Linked DNA regions of Homo sapiens: region 2 is linked to region 1. Evidence: read pairs that join two places in POLR2A ChIA-PET (ENCODE). Cell type or tissue: OCI-LY7. All regions are shown on one strand.

Evidence for each region. ChIA-PET counts read pairs that join two places held together with the same protein. Peaks named below come from ENCODE experiments on the same cell type or tissue, not always from the same donor. Only the 100,000 strongest peaks of a DNase experiment are listed, where the experiment ranks them.
Region 2: POLR2A ChIA-PET joins it to region 1 with 28 read pairs; 4 of 35 experiments call an interaction of 5 or more read pairs at or near these places.

Annotation. Positions count from the first base shown.
Region 1 is chr22:21,830,744-21,835,743 of GRCh38, reverse strand. The region is part of intron 1 of MAPK1 (mitogen-activated protein kinase 1); the gene reads left to right. Among named protein-coding and RNA genes, the nearest start is that of MAPK1, 34 kb to the left of the region's middle. In OCI-LY7, no CTCF peak of the experiment used is centred here; a DNase peak (open chromatin) is centred at 693; H3K4me3 peaks cover 1,435 bases; H3K27ac peaks cover 1,669 bases.
Region 2 is chr22:21,705,119-21,710,118 of GRCh38, reverse strand. The region is part of intron 2 of YPEL1 (yippee like 1); the gene reads left to right. Among named protein-coding and RNA genes, the nearest start is that of YPEL1, 28 kb to the left of the region's middle. RefSeq lists an enhancer at 1-76. In OCI-LY7, no CTCF peak of the experiment used is centred here; a DNase peak (open chromatin) is centred at 2,178; H3K4me3 peaks cover 463 bases; H3K27ac peaks cover 1,177 bases.

The DNA.
Region 1 (5,000 bases):
TTCACCTTTAAAAAGAATATAATTTAGTTGTTTTCAGTATATATTCACAAAGTTTTGGAACCACCACCACTGTCTAATCCCAGAACATTTTATTACCTCAAAAAGCAACCCCATTCCCATGAGCAGTCACTCTCCATTTCTTCCCTCCCCCAGCGTGTAGCAGCCAGCCTCTGTGTCCTTTAACAATGTAGAACCAGCCCTACTTGACTCTGAGTGTGCAGGTATTCTTTTGCACTCTTGTTTGCTTACATTTCTGCATGCATTTTACTATTTTGTATCAGGATTTATTTATTTATGTATTACTGTTTGGCATTGATTTCATAACATCAATTTCGAGAGTAATCATTGTTGATTTTTATTTTTTTGGCTGGGTCCGGGTATGTGTCTTCTCATTCTCTTCCTGCATCCTAGATCTTTCTTTTTACTTCTTCCTGCTATTTATTTCTTTAGTTAGTTTTAGAGACAGGGTCTCTGTTGCACAGGCTAGACTGCAGTGATCATAGCTGGGTGATTCTGGGTCCCTTCCTCCCTCAGTTCAGCCTCTCGAGTAGCTGGGACTACAGGCAGGAGCCATCACACCCAGCTAATTTTTAAAATGTTTCGTGTTGATGGAGACTGCTTTCTGTGTTGCCCAGGCTGGTCTGAAACTGGTAGGGGCAAGCCATCCATCTGCGTCAGCTTCCCCAAATGCTGGGATTACAGGTGCGAGCCATCATGCCTGACTTCTTGTGGGTTTTTGATTCTGTGAAGCCATCTCCTTTTCTCTTGAGCCTTGATGGTTTGTACTTAACACTCTCAGCTCCTTCCTGGGCTGCCCTTTAAAATTTGCTTGCTGTGTTCCTTGCAGTTGAGTCTTATCTTTGTTCTTTGTTTATAATGTGTTTATTTTCTTGGGTTTTGAAGGCAGCATTCTGTACCATTTCTCAGCTTAGCTCTTCCCAGAGTTCTGTTGTGTAGGATTTTCTGGGCACATTCTTGTATAATGGAAAGAACATAGAATTCAGAAGAATGAATAAGGGTTAATCCTAGCTCTGTTTTTGGGTGACTGGCTAAGTCACCTCGACTCTATGGTAGGACTTTTAACTATTTTAAAGTCCTATGTAGTTATCATGTTCTAAAAATTAGCATGCAGATAGATAGATAGATAGATAGATAGATAGATAGATAGATAGAGTTTTTTGTTTTTTGTTTTTGTTGTTGTTTTGTTTTGAGACAGAGTCTCGCTCTGTCGCCCAGGCTGGAGTGCAGTAGCGCGATCTTGGCTCACTGCAGCCTCTGCCTCCCTGGTTCAAGTGATTCTCCTGCCTCAGCCTCCCAAGTAACTGGGATTAAAGGCATGCAGCACCATGCCTGGCTAATTTTGTATTTTTAGTAGAGGTGGGGTTTTGCCATGTTGGTCAGGCGGGTCTCGAACTCCTGACCTCAGGTGATCCACCCGCCTCGGCCTCCCAAAGTGCTGGGATTACAGGTGTGAGCCACCGCACCCAGCTTCATAATTTTTATGCCTAATGAAATATAAGGAAAACTGGGCAGGCCTGGTGGCTCACGCCTGTAATCCCAGCATTTTGGGAGGCCAAAGCAGGTGGATCACCTGAGGACAGGGGTTCGAGACCAGCCTGACCACTCTGTCGCTACTGAAAAATATAAAAATTAGCTGAGTGTGGTGGCGGGCACCTGTAATCCCAGCTACTCAGGAGGCTGAGGGGGGAAAATCACTTGAACCCGGGAGGCAGAGGTTGCAGTTAGCCAAGATTGCACCACTGCACTCTAGCCAAGGCGAGATTCTGTCTCCAAAAAAAAAAAGGAAAAGAAATATAAGGAAAACTAATGCAGAGTTTACAGTTATCAACAAAAAGAATAAGAATGATAATGATTATTAAATTTAATTATTTAAGGGCCAGGTGCGGTGGCTCACACCTGTAATCCCAGCACTTTGGGTGGCCAAGGCAGGCAGATCACTTGAGGCGAGGAGTTCCAGACCAGCCTGCCCAACATGGTGAAACCCTGTCTCTACTAAAAATACAAAAAAATTGCGGGGTGCCTGTAATCCCAGCTACTTGGGTGGCTGAGACAGGAGAATTGCTTGAACCTGGGAGGCGGAGGTTGCAGTGACCCGAGGTTGCGCCACTGCATTCCAGCCTGGGTGACAGAGCAGGACTCCATCTCAAAAAAAAAGGTAATTATTTAAAATTATATTAAAATAATGAAAAAAGTGAGATTGGAGATGAAAGTGATAAAAATCTAGATGGCAGTGACACTGTTTGTATTGAATTTATGAAACAAGTTCACGTACCTGTTCATCCAAGTAACCTTATATGTGAGATAAGTATTCTTTACATTTTACAGAGGAAGATACTGAGGTTCAGTGAGGTTAAGATAATTGCCCGAGGTTACAAGCACAGAGCTGTGATACAATACAAGAACTTGAATTCAGGTTTCAGGACTTCCAAGACCAAGGCTTTGTATCTTGACCCAAAATAAAAGTTGAATAGTTTGAAGGTTATTTCTTCAAATATACTCTATCACTTAAGTAGGTTTTCGGGAGTGAGCGAAGACGGCACAAGTTTGAACATTCGTCCTGGAGATCATCTGTTACTCTGAATGTATCGTGGGTTAGTGTTGTGGGCATGGCTGCTATCTGGGGGCAGGTTGAAAAGCTGCCACATTGCCACTGTCATCCTACGGAATACTAGTTAAGCAGAATTATGAGTTCTTGTGAAATTACTCAAATTTTTTATTTCTCAAGTTACAGTGGAAATCTTATTTCTGAAATTTCTTTTCTTTTCTTCCCATATTGTCTCCTCATTTGCACTCTTGAGCAGTAAATACATCTGTTCCAAACACAAGCAAAGACCTAGACAGAGAAATAACTGCCAGAGTCAGTGGCAGTGTTGCAGCTTTTCAACCTGCCCCCAGATAACAGCCACGCCCACAACACTCACCCACTGCATATTCAGAGTAACAGATGATCTGCAGGACGACTGCTGAAACTCCTGCTGCCTTCACTCACTCCAGAAAACCTACTGAAGACCTGAGGAATGGAGGACTAGATTGAAGAATTGGGAAGTCACTGAGAACCAAGGCAGTGCCTCTGTCATTCTCTGTGGAGCAGCAGGCCTTGTTTCTGCAGTCCAGATCTGTCTACTACTTGGCTCCTCTCTGCAGAATGAAGTCTGGGTGCATGTGGCCCATCCCAGCATTCCCAGTTATGCAACCAGATACTCTTCTGCCAGCCAGCCTGGCCCCTTGGAGTCTCTGTGCTCCAGCTCCAGGCTGTCTGAGAAGAGGAGCTAGTTGGCCCAGCTCTACCTTAGAATGGATTCTTGTCTGGGCTGGGTAGTACCTCATCAGCTGTGGCCAGGAGCAATACTCTCAACAGCACAGACAAAAGGGGACAGATCCCTATTGGGTAAAGGTGATGTGGGCTGGGGTAAGTACCCTGAGAGGTGTCTGTCACAGAAAACTGCCTGAGAGAACTTTGTCAAAGTTCTGGGCTCCACTCTCCAGGGGTTTTGTTCAGTCAATAGGTATAAAATAGAAACTAAGTGTCCACTTGTTTAAAAAGCTCCCTGGATGAGTCTGATGCCTCTTCAGATTTAGAAATCACTTTACTCTAATACGTGTAAATAAATTAATATGTATTTGTGTTTGCATGAGGAAATAATGGAAAGATAAGCAACTAATAAAAATGGGTAATGGGTGGAGATTGATGAGGCTGTTGAGGATGAGGGAGCAGGTTCTTTCACACACACACACACACACACACACACACACACATTTTAACCAACTTAAAAATTTAAAGAAACACTTCAGCTTAACAATTAGAAATCAGATTCAAAACAATGATTTTAAAATTGAAGATACTGAGGTCCAGAAGGTGCACTGTATCTGGGACCAGGTTTCTCATCTGTGAAGTAATTCCAGTTTTTGGTATCAGTCACTTAAATGTAATTTATTTTTTCTCATCAGCATAATCCCATAGAAGTTCATACTGGTAGGCAGGAGAAGAAGGGAATAGATCCCAAAGGGAATTGGAAGAATTTGGGTTCTATTGCTTTGTCTTTGTTCTGTAGAGAAGGTACTTCCACAGTAGACCCAAAACCATGAGATATGGGCCCAGGACAAAGTGAGCTGAGAAGAAAAGGGTTGGTGCAGTGACTCTCCATCTTAGTTGAACTTTAGAATCACCTGGGGTCCTTTACAAAATAAAATCCCAATTCATACACACATATACACACAGTCTAGGACAGTTATTCTTAGGGTTTTTTTTGTTGTTTCGAGACAGGGTCTTCCTCAAACTCCTGGGCTAAAGCAGTCCTCCTGCCTTAGCCTCCCAAATAGCTGGGATTACAGGTGTGAGCCACTGCATTTGGCTCGTCTGATTTTTTTGTTTTTGTTTGTTTGTTTGTTTGCTTGAGATGGAGTTTTGCCCCTGTTGCCCATGCTGGAGTGCAGTGGCGCAATCTTGGCTCACTGCAACCTCTGTCTCCCAGGTTCAAGCGATTCTCCTGCCTCAGCCTCCCAAATAACTGGGATTACAGGCGCTTGCCATCGTGCCCAGCTAGTTTTTTGTATTTTTAATAGAGATGGGGTTTCATCATGTTGGCCAGGCTGGTCTCCTGACCTCAGGTGATCCATCCGCCTCAGCCTCCCAAAGCACTGGGATTACAGGCGTGAGCCGCTGCACCTGGACTTGTCTGAGTTTTTTCATGATTAGAATGAGATTATGCATTTTTAAGTGTGTTGTGCTCTTCTCAGCACATCATATCTGAGAATTCATGATGTTGCTGTGTCTTAGATGTTAATCATTTGGTTAAGGTGGTGGTATCTGCCTGTTTATCCTTTTACGACTATTATCGTAGACATCTTAGGGGATGTACTCTGAGACTGTGATCAATTTTACTCACTGATTTTAGCATCCATCCATGGGTCTTGTCTGAAACTTATTATTGTGGTTTTTGCCTAATTCTGATTTTTTTCCCCAATTTCCTTCATTCCTT
Region 2 (5,000 bases), 130 kb after region 1:
TGTAAACAAGATCCCCTGGCCCCTCCTTACTGTGCTGAGCTCCTCATTAGCAGTGTGTGGCGTTGATCATCAACCAGTTGTGAACATTTAAACAGGCCAAACATCATGGAGGAGCTGATGCTCAGTCGGAATGACAGTGTTCTCCACCCATCCTCAGGTCATGACATCCCCCCAGCCTCAGGTCATGAACTCCCCGCATCCTCATACGTCATGACCACCGATCCTCAGGTCATGACCTCCCACATCCTCACAGGTCATGACCTCCCCCATGCTCAATTCATGACTTGCACCCATCCTCACGGATCATTACCTCCACTCATCCTTATAGGTCATGACCTCCCCCCATCCTCACAGGCCATGACCTCCCCCCATCCTCAGGTCATGACGTCTCCCCATCTTCACAGGTCACGACCACTTTGGGAACAAAGTTTGTCAGGAAGTTGTGCCTTTCAGAAATCTTTTCTTCTTTTTTTAAATAGGTATTTTATTTACTTTTATTTTTTCTTGTAGAGACAGGGTTTTACCATGTTGCCAAGGCTGGTCTTGTACTCCTGGCCTCAAGCGATCCTCCTGCCTTGGCCTCCCAAAGTGCTGGGATTATAGGTGTGAGTCACCACGCCCAGCCAGGAATCTCTTAGGTTTCCTGTTTAACTCAAGAGAAGAACATTTACCTGCTTGTATTTTCAGTAGGTAATAGTGAGAGGCTCCTCATTTCTGTTCATCATCTGAGATAGAAACTGTTGAACGAGGCAGAGTTTCTGCTCTCTCATTGCCTCTGGGGCTCCTGTGTGCACTGGGAAGTGTGAGGTGAGAAGTGGAAGGAGCCAGGCACCCCATTTCCTCGGTGTTTTCTGAGGTAGGCTTAGTGTGTAAAATGACATGAGGTAATGAGAGGCGGAGCTGCTCTGGGCCCCTGGGTAGGGGCAGTGAAGCTTGTGGCCTTGTGGAGCCCCGTGACACCTGTGTGTTGGCCATGACCTAAGCAGGTGACCTGAGCACTGAGAGGTGGTCAATGTCCGGCCCCATGCATGGTTTTGTTTCGGAAGCATGCCAGGTGTGTTCCTTGCTACATGGTCAAAAGGAATTTGAGATGCTTCTGTTGAACAGCCTGGAGGTCATCAATGAGCTGTTTTAAAAATTGTATCAGCTGGGCGTGGTGGCTCACCCCTGTAATCCCAGCACTTTGGGAGACCGAGGTGGGCGGATCACTTGAGGTCAGGAGTTTGAGACCAGACCAGCCTGACCAACATGGAGAAACCCCGTCTCTACTAAAAAAAATACAAAATTAGCCGGGTGTGGTGGCACATGCCTGTAATCCCAGCTACTTGGGAGGCTGAGGCAGGAGAATCGTTTGAACCTGGGAGGCGGAGGTTGCAGTGAGTCGAGATCGCGCCATTGCACTCCAGCCTGGGCAACAAGAGCGAAACTCTGTCTTAAAAAAAAAAAAAAAAAAAAAAATTGTATCAAGAATAGAAGCCTGGCTGGGCTTGGTGGCTTACACCTGTAATCCCAGAACTTTGGAAGGCCAAGATGGGTGGATCACTTGAGGTCAGGAGTTCAAGACCAGCATGGCCAACATGGTAAAACACTGTCTCTATTAATAAAGTACAAAAAAATTAGCTGGGCATGGTGGCACACACCTGTAATCCCAGCTATTTGGGAGACTGAGACATGAGAATTGCTTCAACCTGGGAGGCAGAGGTTGCAGTGAGCTGAGATCACACCACTGCACTCCAGCCTGGGTGACAGAGTAAGACTCTGTCTCAAAAAAAAAAAAAAAAAAAAAAGGCAGAAGCCTGCTCAGAAGTCATTTGGTGCCAAATGAGCATTTCAGGATGAAAAAAAGTGCTGAGAACTAAGCTCTCTGAGCACACAGGCCACCAGGAAGGATCAGACCTCGTGCCTCCATGGGTGATGGGCCGGGCGAGGTGGCAAGATGACGACTAGAGTGAGCTTTTCTCCCTTCCGTGGTGATTCTGATGAGGATTCATTGAGACCATCGAGAACACCTGCCACGCAGAACAGAATCCAGTACCTGCGAGGCGAGAGGCACTGTCTTCACAGCCTCTAAGTTTGTATTTGTCACTAACAAGGAATCCCCTGGCTCGAGGGAGCCTGTTGCTGCTGTAGGCAGCTCTGGTTACTAGAAGGCTCCATTTAGTTAGCAAACTCTGATCTGTGGTCCAAATCTGCCACACCACCTGTTTATGCAAAGTTTTAATAGATCACAGCTGTGCTCATCTGTTTACAGAGTAATTAGAACAGGGACCATATGTCCTCCAAAGCCTAAACTACTTATCTCCTGGCCCTAATTTACAGGAGGAGTTTGCTGGCGCCAACTCTGATAAGACAGCTCTGAATCTGAATCACAGAGCTGCTCTTGTCTCTGAGCCAAACCCTATTTAAAAATAAGGACTTTCAGAGTAGGTGAGAATTAGGAAATTCAGTCCAGAATATTGAAGACTGATGAGGATGTGGGAAAAGTCTATAAGATGATTATTAGTTAAACTGAACATAGAATAATATTCCTAATCCCAGAATGCCACTTAAGGGAATACTCATTTTTAAGCCTGAATGCTGAGGAAAAAGAGCCTCCCCAGATCTCAACAGCTTAAAACACAGGTTTAGTTCATGCTCAGGTGAGAAGTCTACCAGGGACAACTGGGGGCTCTTGTTTTTTGTTGTTGCTGTTGTTGTTGTTTGAGATGGAGCCTTGCTTTGTCGCCCAGGCTAGAGTGCAGTGGTGCCATCTCCACTCACTGCAACCTCTGTCTCCCGGGTTCAAGCAAGTCTTCTGTCTCAGCCTTCTGAGTAGCTGGGACTACAGGTGTGCGCCACCACACCAGGCTAATTTTTTGTATTTTTAGTAGAGGGGGTTTCACCATGTTGTCCAGGCTGGTCTCGAACTCCTGGCCTCAAGTGATCCTCCCACTTTGGCCTCCGAAAGTGCTGGGATTATAGGCATGAGGCACTGTGCCAGGTCCTTTTAATTTTTTTTAAATTATATAATATTGCACATAATCACATTAAAATAATGTGTATGTGTAAACGAGGAGACTTGCTTCTTCCTCCTGCCTTGTCCGGCTCCATTCCTTGGAGATGTCACTGTTAGTAGTTTGGCATCTGTTGTCTTTATTTTGTTTTAATAGAAACACATTTTTCACTTTAAATAAAGGGCTCAAATGACACTCACTTTACAGCTAACTTTTCCTCACTTAGTATTTTATGACTTTTATGACTATTTTTATTTTTATTTATTTATTTATTTATTTTTAGACAGGGCTTCTCCTGTCACCCAGGCTGGAGTACAATGGCATAATCTCAGCTCACTGCAACCTCCACCTCTCGTGCTCAAGCGATTCTCCTGCCTCAGCCTCCCAAGTAGCTGGGAGTACAGGCTCACAGCCACCATGCCCTGCTAATTTTTATATTTTTTGTAGGGACAGGGTTTTGCCATGTTGCCTAGCCTGGTCTTGAACTCCTGACCTCAGGTGATCCACCCACCCTGGCCTCTCAAAGTGCTGGGATTACAGCCATGGTGCCTAGCCTATGACTGTTTTTCCATATCTGCTCCTACCTTCCCATCCCCTGCATGAGGCCCATATGCGGATGCAGTTGCTTACTCACTTATGGATGAGTACCTGACTTCCAGGTTAAATTTTTTTTTCTTTTTTTTTTTTTTGTGAGACGGAGCCTGACTCGGTAGCCCAGTCTGGAGTGCAGTGGCGCGATCTCGGCTCACTGCAACCTCTGCCTCCCGGGTCCCGGTTCAAGCAATTCTCCTGCCTCAGCCTCCTGAGTAGCTGGGATTATAGGCACGCACCACCATGCCCAGCTAATTTTTGTATTTTTAGTAGGGACGGGGTTTCACCATGTTGGCCAGGCTGGTCTTGAACTCCTGAACTTGTGATCTGCCTGCCTCAGCCTTGCAAAGTACTGGGATTACAGGCATGAACCACCGCGCCCAGCCTTTCTTAAAATTTTTTTTGAGGCAGAGTTTCACTCTAGTCGCCCAAGCTGGAGTGCAATGGCGCGATCTTGGCTCACTGCAACCTCCCCCTCCCAGGTTCAAGCAATTCTCCTGCCTCAGCTTCCTGAGTAGCTGGGAATACAGGCACCCTCCACCATGCCCAGCTAATTTTTATATTTTTATCAGAGACGGGATTTCTCCATGTTGGCCAGGCTTGTCTTAAAATCCTGACCTCAGGTGATCCACCCACCTCGGCCCCCCAAAGTGCTGGGATTACATGCGTGAGCCACCGCGCCTGGCCTATTTATGTTTTTTAGAGGCAGGTTCTTGCTCTGTCCCCCAGGCTGGAGTGCAGTGGTGTAATCATGGCTCTCGAACTCCTGAGCTCAAGCAATCCTCCTGCCTCAGCCCGTTTTTGTTGTTGTTGTTGTTTGTTTTCCTAATTATGAACACTGTAACCTGTGACCATTCCTGTCACATTTCCTTATACACTCAAGCTGGTTTGTTGTTTACAGTAAATTCTTAGAAGTGGGACTGCTGGGTCCTATAGTGTGTGCTTTTTCCACTTCGATATTGTCAAATCGTGTTTCAGTCACATTCCTCATAGCCTTTTGCCTTTGTTAGGTCAAAAACCCCAAAAAAGGGCTGGGCATGGTGGTTCATGCCTGCCAATACAAAACCATCTTTGTTTTATACAGAAATGTTGCTTTCCTGTTTTCTTTCCAATGAAATTTAGATATGAAAATCTGACAGCGTACATCATGTATGACATATGCGGTTTCCTTTGTGGGAGTGGTATTGAGCGAGCATCTCTTACCAGCTCACCTAAGACATTTTTAAATGACAGCCTCCATTATAAACTGTAATGTAAGCCAGGCGCAGTGGCTCACGCCTGCAATCCCGTCACTTGGGGAGGCCGAAGCAGGCAGATTACTTCAGTCCAGGAGTTCGAAACCAGCCTGGCCAACATGGCGAAACCCTATCTCTAAAATATCCTATCTCTAAAAATACAAAAATTAGCTGGGCCTAG